Linked DNA regions of Homo sapiens: region 1 is linked to region 2. A link is an interaction called in ENCODE POLR2A ChIA-PET data of the cell type or tissue named here. Cell type or tissue: Panc1. All regions are shown on one strand. Links, peaks and the distances in the headings refer to the core of each region. The heading gives the core; the rest is flanking DNA. Region 1 overlaps DAGLA (diacylglycerol lipase alpha). Region 2 overlaps SYT7 (synaptotagmin 7).

Region 1 (5,363 bases), core at 150-5,149, 170 kb after region 2:
GAAGTTCCCAGTACCAGGTCTTCTGGCAGCTAGTTGGGCTCTCAGTGAGCAATGGCTGGTACTACTGCCCTTATCACCCTTATGTTTACATTATCATCAGCCTTATTGTGGAGTTGCCTTCTCAGAGCCTGTTGGGGGCTCCCTGGAAAAGGCAGTGTGACTCTTGTCCTGGGCTGGCATCCTGGCCCCCAGTCTGCTCAAGAATCAGAAGGTCAGACTGGGCCAGCCAGAGGGTCAGGGCAGGCAGGCAGGGTCCCTGACATCTCTCCTGTGGTGCCTCTGCAGCTTGGCTGAGCTGCAGGCTCCCATCTGCAGAGGGGCGGCCCAGCTCTCTGCAAGTTGGCTGGGAGACCTCAGAATGAGGAGCGCATGTTCTCCAAACATCTTGCTCACAGCAGATGGCAGCCACAACTGCCTTTCTCTCTGCAGTTCCGGTGCACTTCCCTTTCCTTTGCTCACCCCCCTGCTAACTTTGGTTTCTGCTTTTGGAGATGGGGAGGCAGCCTGCAAGCCTCCAGAGCCACTTCTGATAGTGGGTGAAGCTTGGTGCACGTAGCACGGACAGTTTCCAAAGGAAAGGAAACCTCGTACCCCACCTGCTTCCCTGGGGAAGCTCACTCTTACCCTGCTTCCCACATGCCATCTCTGAGTCTCTTTGGCCAAATGTGCCGGCAGCATGATCTGAGAGGAGCAAGGGAGCTGGCCCGGGGGCCTTGTCTGACATTTCTTGAGCAGCTGCTAGGCACCAGGCGTGGTGCTGGGTGCCAAGGACACAGAGATGCAGAGTGTAGCCCTGCCCTCCTGGAGCTCCCAGCCCAGTGGGGAGCCCGGAATGGAGGGGGCACTGATTAGGTCTGCCCTTGGGGGTTGGCGGGCCCTGGCAGCTTCACAGAGGAGGTTGTGTTTAGGCTGAGCTTTGGAACACTGAGGAGTTCCCAGGGGAGCAGGATTGGAAAAGGCCTTTTGGGCAAAGAGAACAGACTGTGCAAGGGCACAGAGGCATGCAGACCGCCTGCAGAGCACGCTCAACTGTGGTGCACAGCAGAGCAGAGAAAGCAGGACATGCTATGCACCCTCAGAAAGACAGGGCCTCCTCTGGCTGCGTATGGGTGGGGGCCAGCCTGAAGCTGAAGCCCTGGATGGGAGCCATTGGGGGAACAGGCCTTTCTCAGTTGGGGGGAATTCTGCCCTGAGTTTGGGGCCAGTAGACGCAGCAGCCCCTGCTGGTAGAATAGAACTGGACCATCCTTCCCTCCTGGCTGGCCCTGCAGCCACAGGCCAGAAGTCTGGTGTTGGCCTTACTGCCCTGGAGCTAAGGCCAGGGGGTCACAGATCAGCCAGGTGAGCATGCCCTGGGAGAGTGTGTGGGCCAGACCTCCATGGCACTGCCTCTCCTACTGCGACCTGCCCTGGCTCCACCCCACACCCACAGGTGGCACTAAGCTGAGCACCCACATATCCAGACCCTCTTCTGTGCCAAATCCTTTCTCAGTGGTCCCACATGGGCCTCATCCCATTTAACCTTCACAAAGGCCATGTGCGGTGGGCATCCCTGGCCCTGAGGTCCTTTGACTTGCTCCAAGTCACCCAGCCAAGGCATGGCCCAGCAGAGACTCCAGGCCTAGGTCCGCCTCACCCTTTGCAGACTCATGCCTTGCCTGTTCTTCCCTGCGCTGCTTCTGTCACCTCACAGTCAGGCCCCTCCGGGGAGTACAGTGGAGGGAAGGCCAAAGCATTCATCCTGGAAGACCCTCCAAATACTGTAGGCAGAGTGCTGGGGACACCAATGGCAGCTGTGGGCAGGGCCACCCGAATGCCACCCCATAGGGCAGCGGGCCCACAGCATGGAGGCCCTCCGTGTTTGCTTTTCCCAGCCCTGCATTAGCTGTGCTGCTCACACCTGGCTGACTGTTTGCCCAAGGATTTCTCCCCTGGAAGGAGGGTGGGGCTGGGGAGGGTGGCAGGCAGGTGGCCGGCTGCCTCTGGGCACTCCGTTTTTCTGCAGACCCACACTGCCTGCGAATGCCACACCACCCTGCATCCCCAAGGCTGCCCCAGCAGTGCCCGGCCTCGCCCGCGCAGAGCATGTGACTTGGCAGTGCCTGGGCCTGGCATGCCTGGCGTGCCAGGGCAGCGGCAGCAGCAGCCGGACTGTCAGTAAGGAGCTGGAGAGGCCCCCAGAGCCCTCCTGTTGGGGCACTGGTCCTGGGTTGTGGGGGTGACGGGATGCATCAGTGAGACTTTTGTATGGCAGGAGGCAGAGGAGCACATAACTGAATCTGGGAGTATTTATGGACACGTCTGCGCCTTCCTTTTCTGCAGCAGCCTGTCTGCAGGCCCTCCTGCAAGGAGAGCCTGTCTTGATTCAACCAGTCCCTGCCCTGACCTTCTCTTCACCCTCTTTCTGATGAGTCAGCCCCAGGAACTTGAACTTGGACTTCTCCAGCCTCTGGGCCAGCCCTGGAGGCGGAAGCCCTGGACCTGCCTCCCCAACACCTGCCCTCCTGAGGGTGTGGCCTGCAAGCGTCCTTTTCTGTCAGATTCAGCTCATGGCCAGTGACTCCTTGAGCCTGTGATCGTGGTCCTCAGGCCAAGGGGAACAGATTAGATAATTAGCTGCTGATGGATCTGGCATCCTAGGGAAGAGGGAGCCCTTTCTCTCCCACAGCTGGGACCCCAAAGAGAGGCTTGCATTAGCCAGGCAAGGAGCCGGGTGCCTCCCTCCCTGCAGTCCTGCACAGCCCCTTCCTTCTCTTGCTGCTGTGGGTATCTGCCTAAGGAGAGCTGGCCCAGCATACCCACCTGGGACACACCCAGAGAGTGCCAGCCTGAACGGCACTGCCAATAGCCCGATCCTCAGGCCTTTCACCCTGCACCTCCCTGCTCCTCCAGCAACGAGACCCCCTGCATGTCACTCACATGTGGCCCCGGGCCAGGCACTTGGCCACCTCACAGTGAGCGATGCTGGGAGGCTGGTGTTCTTGCAATCCCACTGACAGGTGAGGAAATCTGATTTGTGTCATGCTTTCTCCAGCATCGCTCAGATGTTGTTCATCCCCTTTTTCCCGGAACCGGGGCCCAAAGAGGTTGTGACTTGCCCACACCTCTTGAATGGCCAGGCCCCATGTCCAGCCTGGATTCTCTGACACCAAGCCCCATGTGTTTTCCACTGTGCCCTGCAGTAAACAGAAGTGCTAATAAAGAAGCGTGCTAATACATAATTAATCCCACCTCCATCCCTTGGGCCTTTTCTCTCTCAGACGCCCTGAGCACCGCCCAGACGTGATCTCATGTGTCCTACCAAGGCCCCAGAAGAGCAGAGAGGAGGCTGGGCTCTGAGGGGCCATGGGGACTAGGAGCCAGCCTCTCCGCTGCCAGGCCCAGCCCTACTGCATGCCTGCTGCCCGCCTCTCCCTCTGCTCTAGGTAGGGAAGCTGCCGAGGCTCGGGCATGTCTCAGGCACCTGCTGTCTTCCTCTGGTCTCGTGGATTGTACGAACCTGGAGGAGGAAAGCAGCCGGGATTCGATGAGCCCCCATGTGGTGGGGATGTGTGCGCGCAGGGGCCCAAGGCTCTGCTTAAAGGGAAGGAGTATTGCTGAGGCTTGTTCTAGTGCCTTCCTCTAAGGAACCCTCAGTATATCTTGTTTGTTCTCACATTCGAGGGAAGTTGGCAAAGGGCAGTTCTGTGTCACAGGGAAGGGGGTGGATGAGGACCCCGAAAACCTGCCCTTTACCGAGTCTCACCCCCGAGCCTGCTGAGGTCACACAGCGGCAGTCAGTGGGGGGTTAGGTTTTCTTGTTTTGTTTTTAGAGACAGGGTTTTGCTCTGTCACCCAGGCTTCAATGTAGTTTTGCAATCACAGCTCACAGCAGCCTGGAACTCCCCAGCTCAAGTGATCCTCCTGCTTCAGCCTCCTGAGTAGCTAGGACTACAGGCATGTGCCACCATGCCCAGATAAATTTTTTTTTTTTTAATAAAGACAGGTTCCCCGTATGTTGCCCAAACTATTCTCAAACTCCTGGCCTCAAGTAATTCTCCTGCGTCAGCTGCCTGAGTAGCTGGGACTATAAGCATGCACCACCACATCTGGCTAAATTAAAAAAAATTTTTTTTGTAAAAATGGGTTCTTACTAGTTTCGAACTCCTGGCCTCAGTGATCCTCCAGCCTCGGCCTCCCAAAGCATTGGGATTACAGGTGTGAGCCCCCACAGCTAGCCCATGTTAGGTTCTCTCTCTCTTTCTCTCTCTCTCTGTCTTTAACTCTGATAATTACAAGCTGAACATGTTAGGTTTCGAACTTAGTTCTGACAGATTTCAAAAGTGGGGATCATCAAAGCACTGGGCCATGGTGTGCAAATTCCTGGCCTCTCTACCTCCAGGACAATGTTGGGGCCCAGAAGAAAGTGGGTGAGAAAGATGATAGCACCTTAAGGCTCCGAGTCTTCTGTGGGATTATATTCCTGAGCCAGAGGCTGCAGACCCTTATAAACTGAGCATTGGGGGATGGGGGTAAAAGTGGATCCTAGGGAAATTAGAGATCATCTGGTCAACCCCCTCATCCTCCAGATGAAGACACTGAGTCTCTTAGAAGAGAAGTCATTTCCCCAGGTCCTTCCCCTTCTCACTTATAGCCAGGCCATGGCTGAGGTGCCCTCTGGGCCCCCGGTTGGGAGAGGGCTTCAGTCTCCTGGCTGCATCCTGAGAACGTAGCTTTCTGTGCTCTTTCCTGGAGGTGCGCCCTCCCTCCCACAGGATGCTGTACAGAGGTGGACGCAAGTCACACGGCCCCAGATGCATAGGGAGGTAGAGGGAAGCCAGGCTTGTCAATGCTAGGGAGCCCTCCAGTAGCAGGACCACTCACTGCATTACCACAGGCAAATCACCCACAGCCCCTTCCTGCCACAGTTGCCTCATCAGTAAAATGAAGATGCCACATTTCCTCCCTGCCTCGCCCACAGCGTGGTCGTTGGTAGCCAGTGAAGTTGCATATGTGGGCAGTTCAGGATAGGGCTTTGGATCCCAGGCATGGCCAGCAGATGGTGTGGAAAGAGGCCAGGGCTGGGAGTCAGGAGCCCTGGGTTCTGGGTGCAGCTCTGCTGTGGCTCCTACGTTCTCCTGTTTCTGTCCTTCTCAGGCCGTGCTCCGAAATGGTTTCTCTTTCAGGCAGCAGGGACGTGGTGAGCTCCCCCAACCTGCCAAACCTTTACTCAGTGCAGGGAACCTGGCAAGGAAGAAAACAGGCGAGACCCCTCCCCTGAGAAGCCACACCCTGGTGGAGGGAGCCAGATGGTAAACACATTCACCAGAACTTTAGATGGTGAGAAGTGCTGATAGGAAAACTGAGTCCTATGATGGGGGCGC
Region 2 (5,363 bases), core at 152-5,151:
GGTCACCATCGCCTCCCTGTTCCCTGAACATAGCCCTAGGTTCCTTCTTACAGATCGGGTGAGTCCCCCCAAGTGCCAAGCACCAATGTTCTGACTGCTAGCGAGGGCTGAGCTCCATCGGGTCCACCCATCTGCACCCTCTCCCACAGCCCTCCTGGCCTTCCTAAGGTTGACAAGGGTCTGGGACCAGATCTCCCAGCCCTGCCCTGCTGCCTGTCCAGCTAAGACCCACCCATGGGGCCTTACACTCCCATCGCTGCATGGCTTCAGATCCTTCCAGAAGGTCTGCATCTGGGTCAGGTCCACCTTGTTAAGGGGGATGGACACCTCCCCAATGGGGTCGTTGCGGCTGAAGCGGTCATAGTCCAGGACTTGGAGGTAGAGGATCCTCTGCACCACCTTCTCATAGGGAAAACCTGGGGGTATAGATGAGTGTGAGTGAAGAGGGGGACAGAGGGGCTGCACGGGGCCCGGGAGGCAAGGAAGGCCCTGGGAAGAGGAGGCAGGCCCTGTGCCCTCCCGCTGCCACCCCACCGGGCCAGCAGGCACACCGGATTGCAATTAGACCTTACTGAAGTGCTAGCAAGAACTGTCACCGTCTCATGGGATTCCCTCAACAATTCTCCAAGGTGAATGGCATCTCGTCCATCTTACAGATGAGGCTCAGACGGCTTAAAGTACTTGCCCAGACTCCCAGCTAGTAAAGAGTAGAACTGCGATCATCCATTCACCCATGCACCTTGTGTCCATCTCAGTGGCTGAGCAGCCTCTGCCAATCGTCCCGAGGCGGGTCTGGGCAAGTGGCTCTGTCTAGGTGGCCACAGCTGCCAGTACGCAGGCCCCAGGACTCAGGGCAGAGGGACATGGGGAAGCATCGGTGGGAGGGAAAAGGCAAAGGCACAGAAGCAGGAGGTGACAAGTGTCCTGTGACTCCACACCCCTCTCCTCCTGCCTGTGCTTCCATCCTTCCTACCGCAGCGTCCCCTTCTCTACTGCCACCTCCCTCATCCGAGCCGCTGGCACCTCTTGCCTAGGCAGCTGCAAGTGTCTCCAAACCGCCCTCCCCGCATCCACGCTTTCTCCTACCGTCCATTCTCAATGCGGCAGCCAGAGAGACCTTTTAAAAATAGAAATTCCATCATGATATGCTCCTGCTTAAAGCCTTTCAATGGCTCCCAGTGCACTTAGAATAAAAGCCGGGCACCCTACCTTGGCTTCAAGTCCTTCCACAATTTGGCCCGGCTGTCCTCTCCCTGCTTGGCTTGTGACCTCTCTTCACTCAATGACTGGGCTCCAGCCACATCGGCCTCCTTCCTGGCCCTTCAACACCCCGACTCCTCCCGCCTCAGGGCCGGGCGCACACTGGCCCCATCATGACCCCCCTCCTGGCTACTCTCATCCTTCAGGTCTCAGCATTCTTTCCTGGCACCCCAGAGAGTGTCGGATCCCATTATCCGCTCTAGCACCTTTTTTTCCGCAAAACATAACACACGCGGTAATAGATTTCTCTGTCTCTTTCCCTGATTTTTGTCTGGCTCTCCCGGAAGGCAAGGATTCCCACAAAGGCCTCTCTGTTACCAACCACTGGCTCTCGGTGCCTAACACCGCTTCTGGCACATAGTAGGCACTCAATACATATTTGTTAAGTGAATGCATAATTGAACAGATGAATCAATGCCAATGAAATGGCCTGATGGAGCAGCAGGACTGTGCTGAGGTGAGGTGTCCGCTAAGGTCAGAGGGAGAGGAGCAGAAGGGGCTTGGATGGGATGCAGAAGGGAAGAGGGGGCCAGGTGAAGGTCTGAAGCCAGGAGTCATTAGCTCTTTGGAGGCTTAGTCAGAGGTGGGACTGGCCCAGGAGGTGCCGGGGGGCACAGGCCAGCCTGGAGGCCTGAGGTGAGGAGATTCTGAAACCAGGTATGAGCAGGAAGGAGGACGCCTGGAACCTCAGCCTGGCTGGTGCAGAAGATGAAGGGAAGGAGGAGCTCTAGAAGATTCCAGCACCTTCCCCCAGAGACTCTGGAAGCACCGAGGAGCTCTGACAGGAGCAGGTGAGCTGGAAGAGGAGACTCTGAATTTGTTCAGGGTCCCTTTCCTCATATTGTGGGAAGCTGTGTCTTGCTTATTTCAGAGCCTCCCAGGGACCTTGCCCAGGGGACCCTTGGCATCAATTTAGGTAAAATGCATGAGGACAAGTGTTCTGGGAATATTGGAAGCTCCAAGAGGTCACTGCACCCCAGTCAGCTCTCATCAACACCAGAGGAGGCAGGCTCCTAGCTGGCAAACTCCTACTCATCCATCAGAACCCATTTTGAATGGCCCCTCTTCTGGGAAATGTTCTTCAGCACCACCAAAGGGAGCTCATACTGGCTTCCTGCAGCTCCTGTCATGCTGTGTGTGGCTGAGTTATCTACACATCTGGGTCTCCATTAGGCCAGAAATGCCCTGAGGGCCATAATGGTGCCTCATTCTTTTCTACATCCCCAGTACGTAGAAGAGTGCCCAGCTCATGGCTGTTGCTGGGTACATGCTCGTGGAAGAGACCGGAGGATTGGAGTTCTGCTCAAAAACTTCGCCCTGCCAGCTGCCTACATATACCTCCAGACAGCTGAACCTCTTGCTGGTTGAGCTATCTCTAAACGGGCCCTCATGGTGCCTGCAAAGGAGGGCGTCCAGAAACACATGGACACTCACTGCTCACCCTCAGTGCCATTTAGTGGGTGACCTGGCTGTCATCTTGCAGAAGAGGTGGGGTGCTAAGTGGCTGGGAAGGCAGGTGGGGAAAGGTCCCTGGGGTACACGGTGAAGATTCTGGAAGGCTAGGGCTTGGGGCAGCTGGGGTAGGGATTTACTCTCCCTGGTTGAACCGGGGGCCATTGGCAAAGGGTTACGGTTTGTCTAAGCGGGGTCCTGGCACCCAAAGGCCCTGGGATAGAAATCACTCCTTAATCACACGCCCAGCTTCCTGGTTACCTTGAATCCTCAGAGATAAGAGATAAAGACCGGCCTTCAGAGAGGGCTTGCAGGAGAGAGAAAGGACATTTGTCTCAGCGGCCTCCAGGCATGGTTCAGAGCTGTGGTTCCCGTCCCATGCGGGGGAGGGGGTCAGAGAACGGCAACAGATGGAGTGTGTTTAACAACCTGGTATTAAGCATTTGCTGGGTGTCAGGCACTGTTCTAAGTGCTTTTACAATTCACTCATTTATTGAACCCTCGCTGTTATTATCTCTATTTTGTAGATGAGGAAACCAAGTCATAGGGAGGCTCAGGAACTTGCCCAAGGTCACGCAGCGAGTAAGTGGCAAGAGCTGGGATTCAAACCCAGGCAGCCTGGGCCACAGCCTGTGCACTGAACCACTATGATCTGGTGGCTCCAGAGTGCTCCAGCTCTGAGTCCTACGGGTGCCTCCCTCCCTCCCTGCCCTCCTCAGGATGAGCTCTGTGGCTGGGCTGAAACACCAGGCGGTGGCCCAGCTTCCCTCCTCGGCCTCTGGCTGTGATGCTGGCTCCATTGGGCTCCTGTGACCTGATCCCAACTAGACACAAAACGCATCAGGTTAACCGGGCCAGGACGTTGCCTGTGTGGGCGTGTGCGAGAGCACATGTGTGGATCTGTGCCTGTGCACACATGCAGGTGTGCACATAAGTGTATCTGCTTGCATGTGTGTTTGTGCATTTGTGGGCCTGCAGGTGTGTGTACACATATGTGTCTGTGCATGTGGCCACAAGTGTGGTTGGGTAGGGGGATGGTAGACAGCAAGAGGTGACCATGGCGGGGGAAGGTGGCACTAGACTCACCTTCAAAGAGGAAGGTCTCGTTCCAGTGGGGGTTCAGGTTCTTCCGCTTCACCTTGGTCTCCAGCTTGTGCTTCTTGTCGGGCAGCAGGTAGATCTTGACGAAGGGGTCGCTGGTGCCGCTGAAGTCCTTGGCCGGCAGCTCCTGGGCCTTCATGATCTTCACGGTGAGCGTGGACTCCTGGAAGTTGTAGCCGACACTGAACTGGATCCGGCCCAGGTTCTCTCGGCTGCAACCCTCGTGGGCCTCATCCTCCTCGGAGCCTGGGGAGAGCTGGGGGTGGGGGAGAGGCCGGCAGGGTTTGGGGAGGATTCTGCTTCCCCCATGTCCCCACCGCTGGCTAGCACGGGTGAGAGGCCAGAGGCGGTGGCCCAGCCCACACTCACATCCCACGGACGCTGCTCAGGCTCAGAGGGCAGGTGCCTTGACCAGGGTCTCCCAGGAGGGGAGGGGAAGGGGGAGGGCAGAGCCGAGACAGCCCTGTCTCCTGAACCTCAGAGTGGTATGCACGACACTCACTTCCCAGGCTCTCCTCGCAGCCCTGGGTCTGCTGCCTGCCCCAAGCTCCAGCTCAGCTGCCTCGCCTTCCTGGCTGCAGCTTCCCTGGCGCGTGCTGGGGTTCCTGAGCCCCCCAGACCTCCCTGCCTTCTTGTGACACGGTAGGGCCAACTGTGGGAGGCACCGACACAAACCTGGGCTACACAGCAGATGAGGGAGGCTGTTCACATCACAAAAGAGTTTACCGCAACAATTCTTTGGAAAGTGACTCTCTAGGGTGCGGAGAATGGTGTGATTTACAAAATGAGAGAGGCAAGTTTTCAGGAGCAACGTCTGTTTGTGTAAGGCAGAATCACTAGGGACAAGAAAATTGCAGACTCCCCAGGCCCCGTCCCCAAGCAGTTTGACGATGGGGCTGGTGTGGGCCTGGGCATCAGTGCTGTGTAAAAGGCGCCTCAGATGACTGTACCGTCCATGGGGGCTGAGGACTGCTGGGAGGGAGGGCGCATGGCCTGACCCAGCAACAGACAGTCACACAGAGGCAGGGTGAGCATCTCATCCCGTTCTGACATTGAACCACAGGAAGCAGCTGGGAGGAGGGTCTCCCAGCCACGTGTCTGAACCTGTGAGCACACCAGTAGTACCTAGGAGGTTTTAGAACCCTACCCACCCCCCAGCCGCCTGAGCCCCAGACCACTGACCACAACAGACCCAGTTAGGGGGCTGTATGGCTCAGGTACCCTGGCTCGAAAATCTCCCGTGATGACTGGATGAGGGACAGAAGTAGGACCCTGGGTACCACAGTTAAGAAAAACTGCAGGCATCTCTTCTCTCCCCAACTTCCCCTGTAGAAACCTGCTTTGTGCCCTTTCCTTCATCCTGGAGAGGCAGCCCTAGGCTCTGAAAGACTAAATAATACAGATAATAATAATGCATCAAGTGGGCTCTTACCATGACCAGCGACTCTCGCATCGCCGTCTCCTTACTGAATCCTGACAATAGCCAGGCGAGGCAGGTGTCACCACCCTCTAGCTGAAGAGACTGGTTCAGAGAGGTGAAGTCACATGGC

Evidence for each region. ChIA-PET counts read pairs that join two places held together with the same protein. Peaks named below come from ENCODE experiments on the same cell type or tissue, not always from the same donor. Only the 100,000 strongest peaks of a DNase experiment are listed, where the experiment ranks them.
Region 1: POLR2A ChIA-PET joins it to region 2 with 7 read pairs; 2 of 35 experiments call an interaction of 5 or more read pairs at or near these places.

Annotation. Positions count from the first base shown.
Region 1 is chr11:61,697,982-61,703,344 of GRCh38, forward strand. All of the region lies in intron 1 of DAGLA (diacylglycerol lipase alpha), which reads left to right. Among named protein-coding and RNA genes, the nearest start is that of DAGLA, 20 kb to the left of the region's middle. RefSeq lists enhancers at 1-483, 484-1,010, 1,537-2,063, 2,064-2,589, 3,117-3,642. In Panc1, for the core only: no CTCF peak of the experiment used is centred there; a DNase peak (open chromatin) is centred at 2,406; H3K27ac peaks cover 924 bases.
Region 2 is chr11:61,524,117-61,529,479 of GRCh38, forward strand. It overlaps SYT7 (synaptotagmin 7), which reads right to left. Exons shown (of 13, transcript NM_001365809.2): 9 at 3,799-4,069; 10 at 247-416. Among named protein-coding and RNA genes, the nearest start is that of LRRC10B, 18 kb to the left of the region's middle. In Panc1, for the core only: no CTCF peak of the experiment used is centred there; no DNase peak of the experiment used is centred there.